Linked DNA regions of Mus musculus: regions 1, 2, 4 and 5 are each linked to region 3. The links are chromatin loops, found by intact Hi-C in ENCODE. Cell type or tissue: gastrocnemius. All regions are shown on one strand. Region 1 has its middle 8.5 kb from the start of Terf2. Region 2 holds the start of 4930517G24Rik (RIKEN cDNA 4930517G24 gene). Region 3 overlaps Nfat5 (nuclear factor of activated T cells 5). Region 4 has its middle 7.6 kb from the start of Gm39240. Region 5 overlaps Cyb5b (cytochrome b5 type B).

The links. A loop is a pair of places that touch in the nucleus more often than their neighbours do. Peaks named below come from ENCODE experiments on the same cell type or tissue, not always from the same donor. Only the 100,000 strongest peaks of a DNase experiment are listed, where the experiment ranks them.
Region 1: a loop joins it to region 3, with 8 times the contacts of the local background. A loop is called at or near these places in 40 of 42 quality-filtered maps.
Region 2: a loop joins it to region 3, with 2.5 times the contacts of the local background. A loop is called at or near these places in 9 of 42 quality-filtered maps.
Region 4: it touches region 3 in a loop (8-fold over the local background); 41 of 42 quality-filtered maps call a loop at or near these places.
Region 5: a loop joins it to region 3, with 2.2 times the contacts of the local background. A loop is called at or near these places in 19 of 42 quality-filtered maps.

What each region holds. Positions count from the first base shown.
Region 1 is chr8:107,102,503-107,107,502 of GRCm38, reverse strand. No RefSeq gene overlaps it. Among named protein-coding and RNA genes, the nearest start is that of Terf2, 8.5 kb to the right of the region's middle. In gastrocnemius, a CTCF peak has its summit at 2,767 (motif pointing left); a DNase peak (open chromatin) is centred at 2,761.
Region 2 is chr8:107,202,872-107,207,871 of GRCm38, reverse strand. It overlaps 4930517G24Rik (RIKEN cDNA 4930517G24 gene), which reads right to left and starts at 2,542. Exons shown (of 3, transcript NR_166499.1): 1 at 2,283-2,542. In gastrocnemius, no CTCF peak of the experiment used is centred here; DNase peaks (open chromatin) are centred at 523, 1,625, 2,015, 2,515 and 1 more place; H3K4me3 peaks cover 1,508 bases; H3K27ac peaks cover 2,919 bases.
Region 3 is chr8:107,321,475-107,326,474 of GRCm38, reverse strand. Nfat5 (nuclear factor of activated T cells 5) reads right to left here. Exons shown (of 15, transcript NM_018823.2): 3 at 1,711-1,836. Among named protein-coding and RNA genes, the nearest start is that of Nfat5, 31 kb to the right of the region's middle. In gastrocnemius, a CTCF peak has its summit at 2,125 (motif pointing right); a DNase peak (open chromatin) is centred at 2,132; H3K27ac peaks cover 1,292 bases.
Region 4 is chr8:107,114,008-107,119,007 of GRCm38, reverse strand. No RefSeq gene overlaps it. Among named protein-coding and RNA genes, the nearest start is that of Gm39240, 7.6 kb to the left of the region's middle. In gastrocnemius, a CTCF peak has its summit at 2,810 (motif pointing left); a DNase peak (open chromatin) is centred at 2,788; H3K4me3 peaks cover 1,349 bases; H3K27ac peaks cover 3,463 bases.
Region 5 is chr8:107,184,425-107,189,424 of GRCm38, reverse strand. Cyb5b (cytochrome b5 type B) reads right to left here. Exons shown (of 5, transcript NM_025558.5): 5 at 1,955-5,000. Among named protein-coding and RNA genes, the nearest start is that of 4930517G24Rik, 18 kb to the left of the region's middle. In gastrocnemius, no CTCF peak of the experiment used is centred here; no DNase peak of the experiment used is centred here; H3K27ac peaks cover 986 bases.

The DNA.
Region 1 (5,000 bases), 220 kb after region 3:
GAGGGTGGGGGAAGCACAAAGGTATCAGGGGAGGCCTGGAAGGACTGGGAAGTGAGTGTACTAGGGAATGTTGTGTGAAATTACCAAATACTCAATAAAAATATTATGCTGAAACATTTTTAACATTTCTTTAAAAAATTTAAACATTCTTCCATAATCTTTTCCCATAGTAAATATATGTATATATTATGAATGTACTTAGACTTTTTATATATAATAGGTTGATACTATATATAGTCATAACTTTTTCCTTCTTCCTTTATTTATTTATTTAAGACCGTCCTGTTACAGTTCCTAGCTGGTCAAGGACTCAAAGCAGCCCTCTATGTATGTGTTACTACCCCAGGCTGCTTCTTTCTGAAACTTCTTTGAAGTACACAGACATCATGGCTCGAGGCGTAATCCCTGAATTCAAAAGGTAGAGGCGGCAGGAGGATCTGAAGTTTGAGGTTAGCAGCACAGTGAGTTTGAGGCCAGCCTGGAAATGCATGAGACCCTATCTAAAGTAAATAAATAAAATATCCTATTCATACAGATATTTGTAATGGTCTTAGGCAAGTCACTTAACTCCCTGAATCCTGTCTTCCATCTATAAATCTGGAACAAAAATACTCCTTTATTGGATTTTAGTGTAGTGATGATACACAGGTTGTAAAGCATTGGCCTAGCACAGGCTGATATAAATAACAAATAGTCATAGGTATTTTATTTTATTACTTTATTTTCACAGTACTGGGGGTTAGACCAAAGGGCTTACCCATCCTCTGCTTGGTAAACAGCTATGGCTTGGTCCTCTGTTGTTGTTTTTCCAGACAGGGTTTCTCTCTGTAGCCCTGACTGTCCTGGAATTCGCTCTGTAGACCAGGCTGGCCTTGAACTCAGAGATCCACCTTCCTCTGCCTCCTGAGTGCTGGGATTAAAGTACTGCTGCCCAGCATCTCATTTATTTATTTGGCTTTTAAAAGAAGTTTTATTTACTCATTAATTTATCTGTATGTGTGGATGTCTGAATGTGTACGATGTGCACAAAGCCAGAGGAGGCCAGAGAGGTTATTGGACATTTGTACAGATGTAGGTATTAGAAAATGAGCATAAATCCTCTGAACGAACATGCTACACTCAGAGAGCCATCTCTCCAACTCCACTGTTTTGTTTTTTTGTTTGTTTTGTCTTCTTGATGCAGTTTTACTGTGTGTGCCTGGCCAGCCTAAAACCGATGTACAGACCAGGCTATGACAGTTAGGACTCCCAAGTGCTGGAATTACAGGCATGTGGTGTCATATCCTCCTCCCAGTCCCCACTTCTCTCTCTCCTTCCCTTCTACCTTCCCCACCCCTCTGTGTGTGTGTGTATGTGTGTGTGTGTGTATGTGTGTGTGTATGTGTATGTATGTGTGTGTGTATGTGTGTGTGTGTGTGTGTGTGTGTGTATGTATGTGTGTGTGTGTGTGTATGTGTGTGTGTGTATGTGTGTGTGTGTGTGTGTGTGTGTGTGTGTGTGTGTGTGTAAAGTCCGAGGAGAGGAAAGATCTCAAGTAGCTTCTCTCCTCTTTGAGATCCAGAAATTGACTTGCTGCCATCAGAGCTGCCCACACACACACACACACACACACACACACCCTGAGCCATCTTGCTGTCCTTCCCTCTCCTTTTTTGTTAGTGTTGATGTTTGATTTTTTACTTTTATTTTGACAGAAAGTCTTACTAAGTTGCCCAGGCTCAAGATGAACCAGCTCTGTAGCCAAACAGGCCTAGAACTTGAGATCCTCCTGCCTCGGCCTCAGCTGAGGTTACAGGCAGGCGCCAGTAGCCCATGATCCAGAGATATTTTATATATTAAATATTTCTATTGCTCTATTCTTTTTCCTTTATATACTGAGCATTAAATAACTGTTGGGTAGTTAGGTAGGTAGGTAGTTAGTTAGTTTGACAGGGATGCCGTTTTTTAAAATCACAGAATAAGATTCCTAAATATGGTCCACACCATAATTTAATTTTTCTAAATTATAAGTGATTCCCCGATGAAAAACCCTCAAACTGTGGTGCCCATTTATGATCCTTCCTCCAGGAATAATTTCTAAAATTGGAATTTGTATAGCTAATGATGGCTTGTTCCTTTCTGAGTTTGTATCTTTAAAGGTTGTATGGATTGCTGCTCCCACCATCAATAGCGCTGCTGAAGGCGCCTTCCCTGACAATGGATATTACTAACTTTTAAAACTGTGCTGGGGCCAGGTTACCACGCCACACCTCTAATCCCAGCCCTTGAGAAGCAGAGGCAAGCAGGACTCTGTGAGTTCAAATACAACCTCCTCTACATAGAGAGTCCCAGGCCAGCCGGCCTATATAGTGAGATCCTGTCTCCAAAACAAAAACAACAACAAAAAATAAAGTAAAGTAAAAGAAAGACTCCTATGCCAACCTCAGGCTTACCCACACGATGTGCACACATGGCACATACATATCTGCACATACACAAATACACATACACATATTTACATTCACATGTCGGCAAAGCCAAAAACAAGCATTGTTGATTGCTCATTGTTGAATTCAGTAGTATTTGCAGGCATTATTTCATGTTCACATCCTACTTAAAGCTGTATACGTTGTCTGTTTGGTAGACTGGCCTCTCAAGTAGACAGGGGAAATTTTTGACTCCCAAAACTTAAATTTTTACCCAAGTCAGTAAGTAAAGCAGAGGTCTAAGGCCTGCCTGTTCTTCACCCAGCGATGGTGGCCTTTCCCCTACACCACTCTGCCCCCTGCTGGAGAACACTGGAGCTCATGAAGCAACCGAATTCCACAAAGCAGTTCCCTAGACTTTTCTGGGTATTTGTGGGAGATTGTTGCAGGACGTTTGATCACCCTGTTAACCTCCAGATTGTGTTGTTTGCTGGAAAAAAAAAACTATTTCTAGTTGTGTGTGCCTCAGCCCTCATCACACATCTTTAATCCCAAACAACGAAGGTAAAATTAGTTTGTAGAAAGAAGCACTCATGTTTCAAAGTGAGGTCTGAGTGGCAGAGAATACGAGAAGATTTTACAGAATAGCACACGCTGAACTCTCTGGAGAAGAGAGGAAAGGGAAGCTACTTAAGAGAGACAGGGCAGAGAAAAAGGGAGAAGGCAGTTTTACTGAGACAGTGGTACAGAGACAGTTTGCAGAGAGAGAACAAGCTAGACATAGGTGAAGACAGAACGAGCCAGAGAATGAGAAGAAATCAGAAGATTAGAACAGAGTGAGTGCCAAAGCCAGATTGAATCAGTCAGCTTGGAGAGGGGCTTTGAACAGAACAACTGAGTTGAACCAGCCAGGCAGAGCTCATAAAGAATTAGAAAGAGCTGCACGGTGGTGGCGCACGCCTTTAATCCCAGCACTTGGGAGGCAGAGGCAGGCGGATTTCTGAGTTCGAGGCGAGCCTGGTCTACAAAGTGAGTTCCAGGACAGCCAGGATTATACAGAGAAACCCTGTCTCAAAAAAACAAACAAACAAACAAAAAAGAATTAGAAAGAGTGAGTTCCAGGACAACCAGGGCTACACAGAGAAACCTTGTCTCTGGACAAAAAAAAAAAAAAAAAAGAATTAGAAAGAGTGAAATTATTCAGCAGCAGATCCCAGAGGCTGAAAATATTCTAGGCCTAGATACAACTAGGCCTAGATATGACTGTACGGAAGCTAGAAGAGTCTAGGGCTAGGCTTAGGGTAGCGGACTGAGGTAGTAAGCCGCAGAGACGACAATTATAACAGGCCATAAAAAAATCACTTTTACAGTAGCTAGAGGACATTGGTTCAGCCATGTGACACTGGGACTTTTAAAAAGTTAGAACAGCTCCAGGTGCTCTGGAATATCAGCACTCGGCAATGAAAGCATGGGAACTCAGGGGTTTGAGGCTAGCCTGGGCTAGATTCTAGGTTTAATATAGAAACACCCACAATTTAAAAAGGTGTCAGAAGTTTGGTTGGTTGGCTGAAGCGTTTATCAAAAGGTGGCCTCCTGAAAAGGAGTTGAAGATGCCGGATATTTTTTGGCTTAGTGTTGATGGAGGGATTTTTTTTTCCTGGCTCAGGGAAATGGCAGTTCTAGAGTGGGTACGCTGTGTAAAGCCTAATCCTTCAAAATGAGAAGGCCCAGAAGATATGTCCTTCACGAATCCAATAAGACACAAACTGGTGAGATGAGGCACCAGCACATTTTGCAGAGTTTTGTTGTTGTCTTTTTCCTTGTGCCAGACCTTAGGGTTGGAGATGCTGCCGCTCAATTGGATGAATTAAATGCAATGGGTTTAATTGGGCCCCAAGGTAGCAGAGGCCAGGTGGCAGCATTGAATTGCCAGAGGCAAGGTGATCTAAAGTGGTTATTATAATGGGAAAAGGATATGAAGAGTCCCATGTAAATACTCATCAGAAGGTGACTTCAGCTGAGGAGGGGTTCAATAACCAAGTGGATAAGATGACCCGTTCTGTGGACAGTCAGCAAGATTCGCCCAGGCCTCGGGCCTCTGGGTGAAGCGGGACGAGGGAAGTTTGACTGTGCACAGGCTGTGAGAAGCCTCAAGACCCTGCTCCAGGGGTGGGGAAGTCCAGTCTTAGGTCCCCTCAGGCCTGTCAGAATTGGCTCAGGGTCCCTGGGCCTGCGCAGAGGCCGAGGACAATAGGTTCTCAGGCTCTCAGACATCCCAGATGCTGCTGTATGCCTCGGAAGAGCTGAGAAAGGAGCGTGGGCATGTGTCCGGAGCCTAGTGTCTGGGAGGATGCAGCAAACTTCCTTTCATCCCTTGAAGATTAATCTGCTGGATCTCCGGGGTTAAAACCGAGCTCGACCAGAAAACAGGCTGCCTTTCACAGTCCCACACTCAGCCATCCCTGAACAAGGTAGCCATGGTGGCCAAGATGGAGGTTATGCTTGGGCTCAGCAACACGGACTACCACTCACCAAGGCTGACCTGGCTACAGCTGCTGCTGAATGCCAGATCTGCCAACAGCAAAGACCAACACT
Region 2 (5,000 bases), 120 kb after region 3:
AATAATTTACAAAGAGACTGATAATAACCATTAATAAGATCGAACAAATGTCACAGTATACTGTGATCAAAGCTGCAGAACGGTGGGCTCCCTCAGAATGGCTGCCAAGGGATCAGCAGGTAGGTGGCACAGCCACACAGCATGGGCACACTGTGTGGGAGCATGGGCCATGAGCTGGCATTGTGTGACATTTTTTTCATGTTCCTCAGAATAATACCCAATGCAAACATTGTAAGTTGTCTATTCCTAGAATGTTATGTTGCATTTCTTTCACAGCCGACCTTTAACTGGCTACAGAAAGTGAGGTGGAGAGCGGGCAGGTAAGTGAGCCGGAAAGCAGGTCTCTGTCCCAGTTGTGAATTCTCAGAGACCTTTCTCATCACGTCCCTACCACGGCAACCCTGGTCATTCCACACTACATTACTTTCATCTTTGTATTTTCTACTTTCTACAATTACCAGTGTTTGGGTGTCTGTCTCATCACCACATGCCTCCAGGTGCCAAGAACACAGCCTGGTGCACAGCAGGTACACAGCCCTGTCTGTTAATTGACCTACCCCTTCATCTTGCCATGGAAGCAAAACCTGATGACGTCAAGGTCAAAGTCTCTGTTCATATTAGAGTGTCTAATATGTGAGTGTCTAGACAGTCCTTTTTATTTTTGGCATTTTTGGCAAAGTGACTTTCTGCTGGAATTTAACAAAACCAGACAACGCCTGTCTCCCTAGAACCTGCTCCTTGGAAATAGGGCCACCTCTCCTTGAAGCTACAGAGACTCTGGTTGCCCGGCTTCTGTGTAATAGAGAGACAGAGATAAGACAAAGAGCTTACAAATCCCTCTGGAATAGCCTGATGCCTGAAAGAGAGGCGTGGTGCGGTCCTGGAGCCTTCACCCAGAGGCAGCCTTAGCTAGAAACGTGCCTAGACACATGGACTGATTCAGACAGGAGCCAAGCAGGGCGCACTGACCCAACCAGTGCTAGGAATCTTAAAAACCAGACTGAAGGAAATCTAGGGTAGAATATAGGGGGACAGGAAGGGCCTTTCCTTATTTTCCTTAACCCAACAGTTTCTCATTTTTGTCCCCAAACTGGGACAGAATTCAGGGCCTTGAACCTGTTGAGCTACGCACTCCTGGCCTCTACAAAGAGTCCTAACCCACTAGGAGTTAAATGCTCCGATTGAGGCGCAGAGGGGAGAGAGAAGAGGTGACCCCTCTTCTCAATCAAGGTTGTAATAACATCTGTGCCCCAAAAGGTTAAGAACGTGGTTGTGGAAGGCACATAATTAGGCTAACTAGTCACCATCCTAAACATGACCCAAAACTGCCACAGTCACGAGAAAGGAAAAGTGTTCCACCATCCAAAGAAAACAAAGCTACTTCCAACAGGAATTGGCTGTCATAGTCTCTGCACTCGGAAAAAAAAAAAAAAAATCAACAGAGTATCCGCCCAGCCTGCCCAAGGCCCATCCCTTCCATCCCTTAAGCACAGGTCTCCAGGGAAGGCAGTGTTCCTTTGTTTTCCAGTCTGTGGGCAACTGGCTGGGCGTGGAGCCAGAGGTGAGGGACCTGTGTGGAAGAGAATCCTGCAGGGTGCTGAGCCTTGCAGGCTAGAAGCTGCCCACGGGTGGGCTCGGGCTTTGCCTGGACAGAGATACCCAAGAGCCCACAGAACAGGGGGGACAATGCGTCTGCTGCAGAGGCAGCGCCCTGGCCTGCTTTCTTCCCGCAGCTCCTGCCAGGGATCTGGGCAGCATTCCTGCCCCCGCGTTCCATCCAGCACCGCAGTCTTACTCATGGGCCTTGGTGCTTTTAGAAGTCGTTTGGGGACCTTTCAAAATTGGCACGGCCATGTTTTCTCCCTGGGGGCCCCCCTCAGCTTTCAGAAGCTGCTCTGCTACGTTGGTATACAGGGACACTCCCTTCCTCTGACCCTTCTTGGCTTTGGAAGAGGAGGACCTGGGAGGTGGCAGATGTCCCAATAAAGGCTGGAAGGAGCCCCGTGAGTGCTCGGGCGGTTGAGCCAGAGAGCTGCGCCAGCACTCGGGGTAACCTCCGGGGAGGGCGCAGTCCACACACATCCTGGCTTCCAAGAGCAGGCCTTGGGTGTCTGCCCATTATCAGACTCTCCGGCTCAACCCTAGGCTTTGAGCCCCAGAGGGGTGTCCCTCAGCGTGGAGTTGTCCTTCTGTACTTGCATTAATACACCCCCAGGGGTGCTTAGTATCCATTTCCAAGCTTCCCCATGGTCATGAAGGGCACCTTCATCACCAGGACTCACCCCAACTTACTGTGCACCGCTTAATTGGAAGGACATCTAGACGCCATGTCCAAAAGTGCACACACTCATTCCTTTCGTTAAAGTCGGCCTCTTTCAGGATCCTATTCTGTCTTCACACCCAGTGTGAAGTCACGAGGGGCTGGGACGATACACAGTCTCTTTCTTCTTCACAGGGGCTTGGCAGCCTTCTCTTCTCCACTGTAGACCTCGGGGAGTGCTTGAATGGGGCCAATGCCAACTGCCTCTGTAGATGTCAGACTCACGCATGCGCACTGTGCACTGAAGGCCCCCATTGCCTAAGCCCCTGTCCCACTGGCTGACAGGTGGGTGCCCTGATGGGTGTCCACACAGAGGAGAGGCTGAGCGGAGGACAGGATGCAGTAGGGAGCTTGCTCAATGTGGAAGCCCCCTTTGGAAGCCCTCCTCCACAGTTCTTCCTGGAGATCGCTCACACCTTGCCCCTACACCCCTTTTCAGATCAGGATAGTATTGGCTGCCCCTCCACCGACCCTGAACTGCTTCATTATGACTTGAGACAAATTTTCCCTAGACCCTCCCTACACTCTGCACTTGGTACCATCATTAAACTGCCCTTGGGGCGATCCAGTTGTTGCTTTCCAGGACCAATTCCGGGCTGGCCTGTCTTAGGTACTCCACACCCTGCTTTGAATAGGTGATTTTTTTTTTTTTTTTTACTTTAGTGCAGTACTTGCAGGGGAGTTGAATCCAGGGTCCTGAGCATCCCAGGTAAGCTCCTGTTGTCACTGAGCTATATCCCAGTCTCGAAGCATGAACGACAGAGAAGGATGGTTGAGCCCGGAGAGATGTGATGGCTCACCTATTGAGACGGCTTTTTGTAACTCCAGCACCAGGAGACCCAACACTCTCTTCTAGCCTCCTCAGGCACCCACACATGTGGGCATACCAGCACACAGACAACATACACAAAATTAAAATAGCTTTGAAAAGGAGAATGCTATCCCGGCATGGTGGTAGACAACTTTAACCCCAGCACTCAGGAGACAGAGGCAAGCAGCTCTCTGTGAGTTCAAGGCCAGCCTGGTCTAGAAAATGAGTTCTAAGACAGGCAGGGCCACATAGACAGACACTGTCTAAAAATAAAGTGTTGTGCTTCTATTCATATATCATAAAATTCACCCTTTTAAGAATACACTGTAGGAGCTGGGCATGGTGGCACACACCTTTAATCCCAGCACTTGGGAGGCAGAGGCAGGTGGATTTCTGAGTTCGAGGCCAGCCTGGTCTACAGAGTGAGTTCCAGGACAGCCAGGGATATACAGAGAAACCCTGTCTCGAAAAGCCAAAAAAAAAAAAAAAGGCCCTACAGTGTAGGGCCTTTGCTATACTTAAACAGCCATGACCACTAACTGAAGCCTTCATCCCCCTATATTCACAAGCAGTCCCTAGCAACATGACCCTTCCATCCCTGTCAAGTCCAATTTGTCCCAATCTGTGTCTGAACTTGACTATTCTGGACATGTCACATAAGTCGGATCATATTGTATGTGATTTTTTTGGTGTCTGGTTTTTCTTTCATTTAATGTCATGCTTTCAAAACTCATCCATGTATCAGTAACTCCTTAATTCTTACTGCTGAATAGTTTTCCATCATGCACATGTCCATGTGTGCACGTACATGCACACGTGTACACACACTGCATTTCATCTCTGGATACTTGAAAAGGCTACGGTGGGTATTTTATATACTTTATATGAACATCTATTTTCTTCTTTATTTTTTTTTATTCTATGTGTATGAGGTTTTTGCCTGCATGTGTGTATGTGTACCATGATCATGCTTGAGCTCCATATAGTTGTAAGCCCGCATGTAGACGCTGGAAATTGAACCTGGGTTCTCTATAAGAGCTTTAAAGTGCTGAACCATCTCTCCAGCCTCCTCGCACCCACCCCACACTGTTATTTTGAGTCAGAATCTTGCCATATACTCTAGGCTAGCCTCTAATTCATGATCCTCCTGCCTCAGCCTCCTGAGCAGTGGAGTTACAAATATATGACACTAGGCCTTGCTGAACATGTTCTCAGTACTCACGGCACATACGGAGGAGGGGAAATTGCTGGGTCACATGATCTCTCTTTGGTCATTGTTTTCAGGAAGAACCCTGTATTTTAGGTTTCTGTGTTTCCCACATCATACATAGTGTGTTCTTTCCCATGTGGCCACAGGTATTGACATCTGCATGGTGCAGTACCCATACAGATCAGGGCATGGAACAAAGGACATCTTGACAACTGCAGATCTGCCTTTAGATACACATCAGCTGATCAGACTACACAAAGGAAAACACTCATAGTAGGGCTGGGGAGATGGCTCAGTGGTTACGAAGCACTGACTGCTCTTCCAGAGGTCCTGAGTTCAATTCCCAGCAACCACATGGTAGCTCACAACCATCTGTAATGGGATCTGATGCCCTTTTCTGGTGTGTCTGAAGACAGCTATAGTGTATTTATGAATACAAATAGTGTATTCATAAACATAAAATAAATAAGCCTTTAAAAAAAGAAAGAAAAGAAAAAAAGAAAATGTTCACAGTACCATTGCTGGTTTAAAAATTGGAAACAATCCACTGTTCATTGAACATAGATTGCATAAATACCTTGTGGACTGTCCAGCAAAGAAAACTAAACGAACTGTCGCTATTCGGAAGAGCCCAGGGGGACCTCACGTAGTGTTGAAAG
Region 3 (5,000 bases):
TTCAACATGTCCTTACAGAAACAATCTCAAAACACAAAAGGAATCAGTTAGTCAATTTCTACATGTGGATTTAAAGTGAAACAATACTTCTTCAAAATATTTTCTATTTTATATACGATTCAGTCTTTTAAAACTAGATTTAAAGCTTCAAATTCCCCAAAGATATTCAGAGCCACTTTAGAATCTGGTAGATCTGAGGTGAGCCAGATCATCATATCAATTTGATTATAAAAAGCTCACTAATTCACAGTTAAATCCACAGAAGCTGTTAGAAAATGTCTGGCCACACATGAACAGTGAGGGGGGCCAATATTTCTTTGATATGTTTAAAATTTTCCTGCCCTCAAGCATGAAGGCTTCATACTTCACTTTTCAGCACTGTTAATGACATACAGATTAATGTATATAAGAAATTAAACACCTGCAGCTAGAACACAGTACTAATACTGTCATTTAGACTACAGCCTTCTCTTGGTGAAATTAAAAGAACTTACTGGAAATGATGTTTTGATGGACTTTAAATACCATTTTAAAAGATGATAAGTATCATGAGGCAAGAAACCTTTATAGGACAGATAAAACTTCATAAAAGTAGACATAATGTATTCATTTTTCTAAAGCAAATACATTTAGAAACCTATAATCCCAACTTTAAAAAAAGGTGCTATAGTTGGGCAAGCATTCATACTAAATTATTACCAATCAAGACTTTATTAGTTTGTCAATTTTTTAATTCTAATTCAAAGTAAAAGTTTGAACCAATTTAATGTATTCACAAAGTGTATGATTTGAGAGCTGAGTGAAAATAAACTAGTAAATTTCAAACATTATTTTTAATATGTTTCATTGTTACAAGAGACTACAGAGAATATATTTCATAAAAATTATATTCAACTAGGACACTATTTTTCTTGAATTTAAAATAAATATCAGGGTATATATATATATATACATACATACACATACATACACACATTTGTGTGCATGTATGTATGTGTGTGTGTGTATCATATCACTATGTAGCTCTGGCTGTGCCACATTTATTTATTTTTTAATTATAGGAAAAAGGTCATAGTTACATGCTATAAAGAGAAAAAAGACTTGACAGCTTGAGTCCTTTTTTAGATCATATAATATTTTTCCCTTTGGGCAAATCTTTAAAAATATTTGTTAAGGGCTGGAGAAATAGCAGTTAAGAGCACTGACTGCTCTTCCAGAGGTCCTAAGTTCAATTCCCAGTAACCACATGATGGCTCACAACCATCTGTAATGGGATCCAATGCTCTCTTCTGGTGTGTCTGAAGACATCTACAGTGTACTCATATACATAAAATAAGTAAATATTTCTTTTTAAAAATTGTTAAATAAAAGGTCAAATATAATTTTTTTAGCCATAGCTTGGTGTTTATTTGTTTTATGAGCACTCAACAAAGTCACTTTAAACTGGGTCTCATATTTGAAGACCAGGTCCACTTTAGGAGACAGCATTTACAAATGGACTAAAGTTTAAGATACATACATATATATACACGTATGTATATTAAAAAAAAAAAAAAACACACCGAAAACCTTTCAACGTAAAGGGTAAAGTCTTTAGACCTGTCTAAAACCCTCAAATCATACTCTTTTTGATATAAACTTTTCCAATACTGTTCATGTTGGCCAGATAGTACCCTAGTTTTCATTAATGAAGTAAAATGAAATGCATACCAGCAGCAACTACAGCTGGAGGAGGCGAGCCTGCCTCACCACCGCTTGTCTGACTCATTGATGCTACAGATGTTTCTCTAGGTGGAGGTAACTGTAACTCCTTTGGGAGAAGATCATAGACAGATTCTGTAGGGAGGAAAAAATTTTTGAAAGAAAGTCAGTCAATAACATGTACAAGAAATGAGTATGTTCTTTCTTTTGAGAATTTTATTCTCCCAAAAATAACTGCATCATGAAGGTTGTGAATCCCTATTAGCCAGTATTTGTTCTTTTATTATATAATCCTTTTGTTAAATTAATTTGTTGTCTCATATATTACATCCCAGTCACAGTTTCCCCTTCCTCTCCTTCAGCCTCCCACCTCTATCTGCTCCCTCACCTCCTCCATCTGAAGTCTGCACAGGAGCTATAACACTAGAGGGCGCCAAATACCATTGCTTTGGCTTGCTTGCTGCCACCTCACTGCTGTCAAAACATAGGGACATCAAAGCTCAGCACACAAAGTGCTTCTCCTTACCTACTTAAGATTTCTATCAAAGTAAAGACAAAAGGTCCCTCCAGTCACATGACTGGTACCAGAGCACAAGGAAAGAAAATGAGCAGATTGGGGAGCATATTCAGAAGACTAAGAATTTGATGTAAGGGCCCAGACTAACTGGAAAAGAAGGAATGAAATCAGCATTTTCAGGTACTCAAAATAATGTCTCTAGTTACAAAGACAACAATGTCAAAATGAGCTGGCTGGCTTGTCTGCTTGGTCCTGTTCTACAAATTTTAATTGATCCACTTTAGTTACAGATTATTTCTGGGTCAATTCAGTTCTTTATTCTTCAGTGCTGCTATGAAGGGGTTGAAGAAGTTTCACCACAGTGCATAACAAGCTCAAAATAGAAATCTTACCCAGAGGCATACACAGTAAGAGGGAAAGAAAAACTGTTTGTTTGTTTGTTTGTTTATTGAGACAGTATTGCTCTATATAGCCTTGGGTGTCCTGGAACTCACTTTTTAGACCACGGTTACCTTGAACTCACAGAGATCCACCTGCCTCTGTCTCTCAAGTGCTGGTATCAAAGGCATGGACCATCATGCCTGGCTGAAACTGTGGTTTGTAAAATGGTGTGTGTGTGTGTGAGTGTGTGTGTGTGTGTGTGTGTACTCATGAGCAAGCCTAAGTGTGTGTATGTGTACCATGTGAATACAAGAGCCCACTAAAATCAGAAGAAGGCACTGGATTCCCTGGAACTAGAGTTAGAGATAGTTGTGAACCACCTTGTGGCTACTGTGAACTGAGTTTCTTTCCCCTTCCTAGGTGGGCATTCTGTGCTCTAAGTACCATTGTCTACAGCTTTAGTTGGTCATTACTCATTTCAGAAAAAGACAAGTCTTCCAAGCCCTATATCCCCGGTCTCTAGTTGAGTCTAGAAAGACAAACCACAGCTGGATAATAACAGATTAGCCAGGCAGCAGTGGTGGCTACTGGAGTGCACATATTAAGCCCAGCGCTTAGAAGGCAAAGGCAGGTGGATCTCTGAGTACAAGGCCAGCCTGGTCTACAGAGTGAGTTCCAGGACAGCCAGGGCTACACAGAAAAACCCTGTCTCGAAAAACCAAAAACCAAGCCAAACTAAAACCAAAAAACAAAACAAAACAAAAACAAGAAATATGGAGATAGGAAGGCTGGTGAGATGGCTCAGCGGTTAAGAGCGCTGACTGCTCTTCCGGAGGTCCTGAGTTCAAATCCCAGCAACCACATGGTGGCTCACAACCACCGGTAATGAGATCTGAAGACAGCTACAGTGTACTTACATATAATAAATAAATAAAAATCTTTTAAAAAAAAAGAAATGCGGAGATAGGACAAAGGAACCAGATAGATAGATAGATAGATAGATAGATAGATAGATAGATAGATAGATAGATAGATAATAAAATACCAAACTGGATCAGTCGACTCATTTGTGTTCTTTTCAGGAGACCGTATTGAATAAATACACACAATAAAGGTTGTACGTGAGGATGGAGCACAGAACTAGATTATTCCTCTTTGGATTATTAGTCTTTACCTTTATTGACTTAGGGAATTCAACTACTTTGGGGTTAGATTAAACTCCAAAATTGTTAGAAAGTTTATTTTCTTTGTAACTTTTCTCAAGAATCTCTGATTTACTTTCAGGTAATCAAGTTGAAAGAACTAATATTGATTTATATCTATGAAGAAATGAAAACAGCGGGGGAAACAGTTTTTGTGAAATGTTTCTGGTTAGAAGGGCATTCACACACACACGCACACACACAAGCATTTTTGTTTAATTGTTGAGCAAGCAACTAAACAAAAACACTTGTGGTAGAAAGGATGGAAAAGCAGGGAGATCTCTGTGAGTTAAATATCACCCTGGTCTGTATAGCAAGTTCAGGAGAGCTAGGGCTACAAAGTGAAAATCTGTCTTAAAACATTAGTCTCCCTGTTGTGTAGTTCTTGCTATCTTAGAACTGGCTATATAGACCAGTATGGCCTTGACCTCATCAAAATCCATCTGCCTCCAGAATGCTCGCATTAAAGGTGCACACTACCATGCCAAGCAAAGATGGATGATACTTTGTGTTGAGAATACTTTAAAAATATGACCAAGAAAGATGCCTCAATAGGTAAGAGTAATGGCTGTTCTTACAGAGGACCAAGGTTCAATTTCCAGCACCCCATGACAGCTCACAACAGTTATAACTCCAGTTCTAGAGGACCCAATGCTCTCTTCTGGCTTCTTCAGGAACCAGGAGACATGTGTACATACATACATGCAGGCAAAAACACCATACACATAAAAATTTTAATGTACTTAAAAATGTAGCAAAGCAAAGCCAGGCAGTGGTGGTACACGCCTTTAATCCCAGCACTCAGGAAGCAGAGGCAGACAGATCTCTATGATTTCGAGGCTGTCCTGGTCTACAGGGCTAGTCTAAGATAGCCAAGGCTACACAGAGACCCTGCCTTGAAAAACAAACAAACAAAAACAAAACAAAAAAAGAACACTCCTCCCCAAAAGCAAAAAAGCATGAATTAATGCCCCAAGCAGGTACTATTATACAAATAACAGAAATTCTCACAGTAGAAGTTCTTTGATTATCCCTCAAATGCCCAATCATCAGGTATAGATAACACACTGAAAAAAACCTACTTGTAAACCCTTTCACTTTAAATATGAAAATAAAATAACATCTGCCATCTTTGTAAATATGAAACTACCATTAAGCATAGAAAGTTGCTTTAACACCCCCCCCCCAATCAAAAAATG
Region 4 (5,000 bases), 210 kb after region 3:
CCTTGACTGAGAATAAAGGAGGGGAGCCAGTGTTTGGGAGAAAACAGTAAACAAGCTGGCAGGAACAGGAAATGCTTGCAGAATAAGGTCACGTGCGGCCCCTCCTGTGGTTAAAGTTTTATGACGGTTTTAGCTCAGAGCTGAGGAGATAGATACCTCAGTGGATGAAGGAAGCCAGGTAAAGCCGGGTGCAGTAGTGCCCCTCTGGGAACTCCTACAGCGATACGCAGGTGAAGAACACAGGGGTCCCTGAAAGTCAGAAAGCCAGCTAGGCTGACACCCGAGCTGTCCTCTAACCAGTGTGCACAATTAAATGCTCAAGAGCTCACACCTTGGAGCAAAGAATTAAGGAAAAAAAAGAAAAACCAATCTGTAGTCAAGTGGACTGGCAGTTAAGATCACTCTTGCAGGGACCAGAGTTCTGTTCCCAGTCCCTACAGTTCTACATTTCTGGCAGTTCACAGGCATGAGTCACGCCAGAGACGATACCCTCACATACATACATGGTATACACTCAGACAAACACATGTATATACTCAGAAACAAAAACAAACCTCTTTCTCTCTCTTTTTTTTAATGAGTACAGTGTATAATGAAATTCATGTTGGACCAGCATGAGATCCCAAAGAACAGACCACAGCAATGGTGGGTGTACACGTATCCCAGATGTTTCTTAGGCGTGCCTTGATTATCTCATCCTGGGGACCATTCTGGGTGCTTAGGGCTCCCTCCCAGAGAGGGAGGTGACCTTGGAAACTGGGGCTCCTTTGCAGAGTCACTCCTTCCTGAAGACATCCCAGGAGAATCAAATTATAGATACAGGGCTGGCTGTGGTCTTATACACCTATGTCCCTAGCACTCAGTAAGCCGAGGCAGGATGGTCAGAAGTTCAAGGCCTGCCTAGGTATAGAGAGTTCAAGCCCCCCGGCCCTCTCCTCCCTGTCCAGATAGCTTAGTGATATCTCAAGAAAAAAATAGAAAATATAAATAAAAAGAGCTGGGGATGTAGTTTAATAATAGAGCCTCGCATGTAATAGACCCTGAGTTTTGTTCCTAGTACCAGTTCATACACACACATACACATGCACACACACACAAACACTTGCACATACAAACATACACACCCATACACCCATACATGTGCACATACATGCACATACATACATACATACATACACACATTCACACACACTTGCACACAAAAACATACACATACATGCACATATATACACACAGAAGAGATAGTATTGGGATTTTTTTTTAGCCACCTGTAAAAACAACATTGCTGTTGAAGCATGAAGGAAGCTGGAGAAGTACAAACGCCATGTGTATGTAAAGACATGTAGTGCATAATGCACATGCTTATACAGAAAGTGTTTCCTAGCTGGGCGTGGTGGCGCACGCCTTTAATCCCAGCACTCGGGAGGCAGAGGCAGGCAGATTTCTGAGTTCGAGGCCAGCCTGGTCTACAGAGTGAGTTCCAGGACAGCCAGGGCTAGACAGAGAAACCCTGTCTTGGGGAAAGAAAGAAAGAAAGAAAGAAAGAAAGAAAGAAAGAAAGAAAGAAAGAAAGAAAGAAAGAAAGAAAGATGGAAGGAAGGAAGGAAGGAAGAAAGAAAGAAAGAAAGAAAGAAAGAAAGAAAGAAAGAAAGAAAGAAAGAAAGAAAGAAAGAAAGAAAGAGGGTTTGGCAGCAAGGCTCAGGTTCCTGCTAGAGTGACCAGAGCTCCATCTACCCTCTCAGCCCCTCCCACAGAGGAGAACAGAGCGGCAAGAACAAATAGCTGTGGTTACATTTTAACTTGTGTTTATTTCTCTACAAGTGCTTGTGCTGTTTAATTTGGCCAGTCCACTCAAGATCCTTTTGTAAGTCTGGGTGTGGCTCCTGAACACTAGATCCACGACCTTTGCACACATGCTAAACATTTATAGATTGGAAGGGCTCTTTTTCTCCATCAGTGATCTGAGTAAGTGCCAATCTCCCCACCCCACCCCACCCCACTCCACCCCCAAAAATTAGTATTCTAAAGATAAACTGCCAATAAGTCATCCTGGTCAGCTGAGGGCTGTCTAACAGATAATTTGATAATCCAATTAATTTCAGAGGGCACTGGGGCTTGTTCCTTCCTGATGCTGATTTGGATTTGTAAAGGTTTTCTGGGTTTGCTTTTGTTTTTCATTAAGTAGGATTATCACTATGTTGTACTGGCTGGCCTGGAACTTACTGTTAGACCAGACTAACCTCGAACTCATAGAGAAATCTGATGCCCTCTGAACACAGCAAGGTGTGTGCACCACACCCAGCTAAAGTCTTACTTTATTTATTTGTTTGTTTGTTTGGGGTTTTAGAGACATGATTTTTCTGTGTAGCCCTGGCTGTCCTGGAACTTGCTCTGTAGACCAAGCTGGCCTGGAACTCTGCCTGCCTCTGCCTTTTGTACTGAAATTAAAGGTGTGTGCCACCACGTCCAGCTTAAAATGGGTTTGGTTTGATATGTTGTCCTTTGTTTTCTTAACAGATGCAGAAAGAGCTCTTTAAAGTGATTTCAGCAAATCTATAGACTTAATTTATCAGATGGGAAAACTGAGCTTCAGGGCAAACACAGGTTTTCAGGATCAATAAAAGAACCTGGAACATGTTTTATTTAACAATTCCTCCGGCATCTAAAGCTTTCTGTGGTGATTGTCTTTCGTTTCCCTTATGATCTGCTGGATGGTATTTGGGCCTGGAACTGGAAACCCGTGGACGCCAAGCCGCAGGTTAGTGCTGATGTCAGGGATATTTGAGAATCATTGCTGCCCCCTGCTGTAAGGAAAACAGTTCACAGGTTCCGGAGAGGTATTGAATTTTCCTCAAGGTTTACGTGTATATGTAAGTATACGTGTATGTTTTGTTTTAGACAAAGTCTCTTGTGACTCTGAACGGCCACTAGCCTCAAACTCACTCGAAGCCAAGGATTGCTTTTCACGTCTGGTTCTTCTGCCTCCATCTCTATAGGGTGGGATTACAGGGCTATACTGCCTTGCCTGGGTTCTCTGGTTCTGATGATGGATGTACTTTAGGTAAATTTTCTGCCAACTGAGCTACGTCCTTAGCTTGTCCTGGCTCTTTTTTTCTTTTTTCTTTTCTTTCTTTTTTCTTCCTTTTTGCTTGTTTGGTTTTTTGTTTGTTTGTTTTGTTTTGTTTGATACAGGGTTTCTCCGTGTAACCCTTACTCACTCTGTAGACCAGGCTGGCCTTGAACTCAAAGAGATCTGCCGAAATCTGGGATTAAAGACATGTACCACCACCCCCAGCCATAAAAAAGTAGCAATTTCTGAGGCTTTTTTTTTTTTTTTTTTTTTTTGAGACAGGGTTTTTCTGTGTAACCCTGGCTATCCTGGAACTCACTCTGTAGACCAGGCTGGCCTTGAACTCACTGAGGCTAAATTTTTAACACCATGGAAAGATATAAAGGCACAAGAAACTCTTCCCTGTATCTGTTCCACTTTCCTCTGCTAATTATCATTAATAGTCCTTTCTTTTCTTTGTGTGTGTGAATGTGAGCTGTAAGTGCCTGTGTATGCAGGAATGCACACACTCTTGCGCACGTGAACACACACACATTTTTTAGAAAGTTTTCCTATGTAGCTCTGGATTGCCTCAAACTCACCCATCCTCGCGCCACATCCTCCACGTACCAACATTACAGGCACCGGTTCCCACACCTGACTTAATTTAATCTTTTTAATGAAGAATGGGTCCAGGTGTTTAGTAATACTACCATTTCCAAACCTGCTGGGACATCGAGATCAGAATGTCCCAGGGAGTTTCACTGGAAATCCACAGCTGCCTTCTGTGAACTCCATTCTCATCCCCCAGTCAGGGAAGGAAACTGGAATCTCGACACTGAAGGGCGCGTCCACGGTGCCGGTGTACAGACCACTGTGCGAACAGCCATCCACCCTCCCGTTTCTTGCTACAGGGGCAGCTCCTGTTTCCTGATTTCCTGTTACTCACGGGTTATTCACCAGAGCCTTATCAGGGTGTCTGCACAGCACCAAGACCCTGTGCCTTTCTTCCAGACCCGGGGAGGTATGGTGTGGTGTGAATTTCGACACAGCCAAGGCGGTGTTGCTGGGGGTTAGTTGGTTAGTGTGGGTGTTGGCAGCCAGCTGGGGCTCGGGTAGGGAGCCTGTGTGTGGGTGAAACTCAGGAATCCTGTGGCACTACAGTTACAGAAAAAAATTTAAAGGCCCAGCCCAGGCCTTTACGAAGTACAGCTGAGTCTGACAAACCCAGAACCAGCCCCAGCTCTCAGATCTTCTGGGGCGAGGGGTTGGGAGGGGGCGGGATACAGTTCCCTGTGGGCCCTTCTAAATCAGATAAGACATAATGCAGATGAAACGCGGGTGGGAAACGCACGGTAGACAGCAGATTACAGTCATAAAAAGAGATGACAGATTTCATCGTCACTCATGACCCACCCAAATGTCACGTCCTCTGGGCTCTTTCCCTGGCATTTCCTGCCCCAAGTGGATGTTCTTTCCATTGTACTCCCCGACACTTGAAATCGAACAACAAAAGGAAAAAAAAAATACTACTACTGCTGCCTGAGGTTTCCTGGGTCAGAATATCTAGCTGCTTTCCTGTTTGATCTCCCACCAGTCCAGGGGTCCCAGGGAGTTAAAGGCCCACGGGCTGTTTAGTCACGTGGTCTTCACTTTTCTTTCTTTCTTTTTTTTTTTTTTTTCTTACATACTCAATTAGCTTTCTAATTTCTGTAGCCCTAGAAACAGACCTATACCCGGGCCTCTTGATCCGTAACAAAAGTAGCACTTCAGAAATGAGGGGTTTTGCTTTTGGTTTTCTATGTTTATGATTTTTACAGTGAGTTGGTATGTATCACATGTGTGCAGGTATCCATGGAGACCAGAAAGTATCATATTGTCTGAAACTGGATTTGCTGGCAGTTGTGAGGCACCGTGTGGATGCTGGGAACTGAACCCACCGTTCAAGAAC
Region 5 (5,000 bases), 140 kb after region 3:
TTCCTGACGTTCTCGTTCTAAATAATGAGAATTTAATAAGAATAATCAGCTTGCACGTTCACACACAGCAACCCCACACGGGCTCCTTATAGGTTTTCCTTCAGCATTTACATTAGGACTATTCTAAGTACAGTTCTAGAACATATATTCTTTTTTCTTTCTTTCTTTTTTCTTTTTAATTTCTGGGCTGGCCTCAAATTCAAGATCTACTTGACTCAATCTCCCATTGAGATTCTATCTTCCACTGGATAGCCAGAAAACATTTCCCTGACACCTGTGTATCTGAGTACCTTTTAACCATAAGCTTGTAAGTATGTGACATTTGGAAGGCTGGGGAGGAGAGATGGAATCCTAAGTCAGCTTAGGTGCACAGTGAGACTCTCTTAAATAATGAATGTTTTGTGGTGCTACAAATGAAACTGAGTGTGCAGTATTAGCTTAGCACATATGAAAGCCCTGGATTGGATCCCCAGCACCATGGAAAAAAAAATGTGTTTTGCAGGAAAATTGAGTCATTTCAAGCCTATCATCACTACAAAGATATGTGGTGGCATCAATTTATAACCCAGCACCCAGGTGGCTGAAGCAGATGGATGATGATAGCTCAGAGGCTATCCTGGGCTACATGGTTAGGCCTTGTTGCAAGAAGCAAAACAAACAAAAATATCCAGGCAGGTTCACGTTCTGCCCCTCCCTTTGGTGACGTTCTGTAGTAAAACCCGGGACCCCATTTCACTTGTGAGGCTCCCATAATAAAGATCAGGAACACCCGGAGCTGTTACTTTGTAACACACAGCAGGTGTCACACAAATGATAAACAATTTTACACCTGAGTTCTCAAGAGTCCCTCAGAAAAGCAATTGCCCTCTCAATGCTTCATAAAAGAATTGAGTCGTTGTTTGTCTGTTTTTCAATTATGTGTATGCGTGTTCTGTTTGCATGTATGTACACATCACATATGAACAGTGACTATAGAGGCCAGAAGAGGACATCAGATTGCTAGCTGTCACATGGGTACTAAGACTTGAACCCAGGTCCTTTAGAAGAGCAGTGCTCTCAGCTTCTAAGTCATCTCTCTAGCCACAAGAATTAATTTTTCAAAACGCATATAAAGCGACTCAGCTGAGCAAGCTTTGAACTACACAGATCAGACATCTAGCTAGAAATGCTGTCAAATGTATGCTACCCATCACCAGATTGTAATAAATTATGTGGGGTCTTCTTACCTTAAACTTTTGTAAATGGAGTCACAGCCTTCTCAGATTATTGTGAATCAAGCAAGATTTGTCACGCAACTATCAAACAGCAGGAAGAGTGCCTTGATAATGAATTCCTATTAGCATCAGGATTAAACATTGGATTCAAATGCTGGCATTAAGAATGGGGCTATCCCTTCCTGTGACTAATCCTCGATTCCTGTTGTAGTGGAATCGCCGGGGCCTAATGAGTGATCTACTCTGACCTGATGTTGGTCATGCGAAAAGGCTATCAGTGTGTGAGAGGTAATTATAAAATGGCCTATTTCCCTTGCTTCACACAGTCACTAGAACCTCAACCTCTGTGTATAAATTTCCCCAACAGTTTAGCTAGTTCCAAGGAAAACAATCAACTGAAGCCCAGCACTGCGGACAATAAAACATTACCTCATGTTGGCTTTTCTTTACTGGTAGAAAGAGAACTCCAAGCTGTTTTCTGCTTCCCACTTCATATCCCCTAACAGGGCCAAACCAGGATGGCTATATCTCTCAACTATCAAATGAGAAATCCACTTCCAACAAAGAACCCTAGGGAGCCACCGCGCACCCTATCTTAGGTTATACGAAATGTTAGCAGAGGCACCGAAGAACATTGTGCACCCCAACTGTCTTCATCCACAACACCTAAGCAGCACAGTACCCTTTCCTTAAAAACAAAAGTCTTATAAAAAAAAAAAAAAAAAAAAAGCAACCGTAGTCAGGACAAGAAAAGGAAAACAGTATCTTTATTGTGTAGTTCTAACAAACATTCACTGTGTGCACATTCCAGTAGAAAGAGACAAAGATCTTTGTTCAAAATAAGCTGAAACCAAATAGGTAAACAAACCCCATCGTTGAATTCACAAAAGGAATGTAGTATTAGCCACTCAGTTGAGGGTGCAGGAAAAGACAAGCCAAATAACCGAAAGGAGCGTCTGCCCAAGCAGCTGATTAGACGAGGCAGGCGTGGGCAAGGAGTGGCCCCTGCCATTCATGAGTAGGACACTGGGTGTAAGGCAGGTGACTGGCACACCCCTGCTTCTTCAGCCTCCCTCCTAGACCACTCCCACAAATCCCAAAGCTGGCCAAATGTGACGGAGCTCCCCGTTACTTTTGGGATATTTGGCAACTGAATCTCACAGCTTCAACCCTTCGGTTTCTCGTTGAGACAAGACATGTCTGAGTCCACTTCCCTTGGGGTAGGAGGCAATGAACATTTACGATCCTTGCTTCAGTCATCTCAGGTCGACTTCAGCCGGACGGGCATCACTGGAGACAGAAGCATGAGTGCTGCATGTGATGACACACCTTGCTTGTAAATCACTTTCCACTGCTTGCCATCAGCACTTAATGAGCACAAACCCTACACCGTGAGCCCCGATGGCAACTGCTGGAAGAGCCAGCCAGCTCAAGTGACAGCTCTGGACAGACTTGTCTCTGCTTAAGTAAGTCCATACACTGTGTGCTATTGCTTTCTGTACATCACTCAGTGATGAAAACCAGCTCCCAGGGCTGGGTAGAAACTTTTAGAGAATGGGTGTTAACACATTTTATCTGGGTAGCACAAATCTCTCATGTTCACCTGCCATTACCTGTATATGTGGCAGCAGCTGGTCACCTCAAGAATAAACAATCAAACCTGCCCACGCCCACAGGTCAGGAGGTGCTGTCAGTGGATAGGAACTGCCTCCTCTTGGTCTTAATGTTTTTTCATGACCCTCAAATGTCCAGGCTTCTTTGACAAGTTTAGACTTTTAAAAGTACACCTGTGCACATGTTGTGTTGCTTTGCCGTTTACGGAAAGCCTTGACAAACGATCACCTAAAACCTACCTTTCCCCTAGCTGTTTATGTAGGCAACAGGATTACAACAAGTAGACCTGAACAGAATCTCATTATGTAGCTTTGGCTGGCTTGGAGCTTGCTCTGTAGACCAGGCTGACCTACAACCCAAGAGAACTGTCTGCTTCTGCCTCCCAAGTGCTGGGATTAAAGATTTAAAAAAAAAAAAGCATCCTTTTTATATAATATAAAATGACATTACATTATCAGTAGTTCAAAAGAAGCCCTGGGTATTGACGGATTTCATGGATCGCAAAGACAAAAGTATGAAAATCTTTTCCTTCTGGCTCTCGGGAGAAAAAGCTCAGCTATAAGAAGCTGGGAAAGACACAAATGTGAAATAGAAAAAACGGCTTTTGGTATTGATGTTTACTGTAGAAATATCAAAACACCGATTCTACTTAAGAATACAGTTCTTTTATTTGGTGGAGTGGTTGTGACATGGTCTCTCTATGTAGCCTGACTGTCCTGGAACTTACTATGTGGACCAGACTGGCCTCAACTCAGAGATTCTGCAGCCTCTGTCTCTCCTACATCGGGATTAATGGTGTGCACCACCATGCCCAGCCGAAAATGCAGTTCTTTAACATTTCCTACAAGCCAGATGTTTTTCACTAGGTGTCCCATCAAGTTTGGAGTTAGCTGGGACGCTCCTGTCCTGCACTCAATGTTCCTTTGTTCTTCCCTTCTACCCAGCATACTCCATGTGACTTCGCTATCCCAGCATGCAGGTCCCGGGCTCCCTGCACACAACCTTCCCTGCCTTTACCTGGAGATGCGCGCCGCATGCCGCTTTTGTTACAGACTAATTACGCTGTCAATCTATGACACAATATTACAGACGTTTCTAAAGACGAATGGTTGATTAAGTCTTCATCTCTGACATAAAAGTCACCTAGAAATCACTCTAAAATATCATATTCAAGTGTGTAAGGAAAAGGTTAATGTTATTTTGATGAATTCTGAATTCATTCAACTGCTAAATCACAGGATACGAGTCCTGGACTGAACTTTTTAAAAAATAGTTTACACGGGCAGACTGGTTTACTGTGCAGTTTCCTGTCCTGTCAAGCCCCTGGCAAGCTGGAAGGGAGGCAGGAGGACACTTCCCAACATCTCTGGTCCTGCTGGAATCCCATGGTTTCCTGCTGGATGTGACACCAGCCCAGAAGCTGACTGGTAATGAACAAAGATGTGAAGAAAGATCATAGAAACTAAGAAACAGCTGGGTACTGTCAGGCACTGCCACAGGGAGAGAGAATACAGTCAGAGGTGCCAGGAAAATGCCTGGACCAACGAGAGAAGGAATTTTAAATGACTGCCTACTTTCCAGTGAAATTCATATCCAAGAGGAAAGAAAGCTTCCAGATTTATCATTACCCTCAATAGAAAGTAGGACAAAACCAAAAGTTGGCGCCATGGAGGTAAAACCCAGATGAAAACCGAAGTCTCTTGGCATGGTCTCCCAATCTGAAGGGGCATGCCGGACAATGACATTTACATCTAAGTTATTTTACTGAGATAAACATAAGTTCAAACTTGAGTCTTGTACTTTAAGACAAGGAATCAGAAATTTGCTAATCGGTAAAGAAAAACAGCAGAAAGGCCTTTGTGAAGCCCCACGGACCGGAGAGAAGTGTATAGAAGGTAAGCACACACACACATCTTTCACTGGTAAAGACAGCCAGGGTGGAAGATGGTTAGAAACCAGTGTCAGACCAGAGAGCGCATGTTGGTCCCTTTTTAAACTGCTCTCCTGTAAGTAGTGTTTGGTTCTCTTTGTAAAAGAGATTACTCTGAAGTCAGTCCTTCTTCAGCTCTTAGATTCCTAAGAAATCAAAGGGATGCACACTTTGTGAAGTATTTTGGGAAAAGAGGCGGGACTTAGAGACAGGAGGAGCCATCAGCTACACTGTCTGGAGGG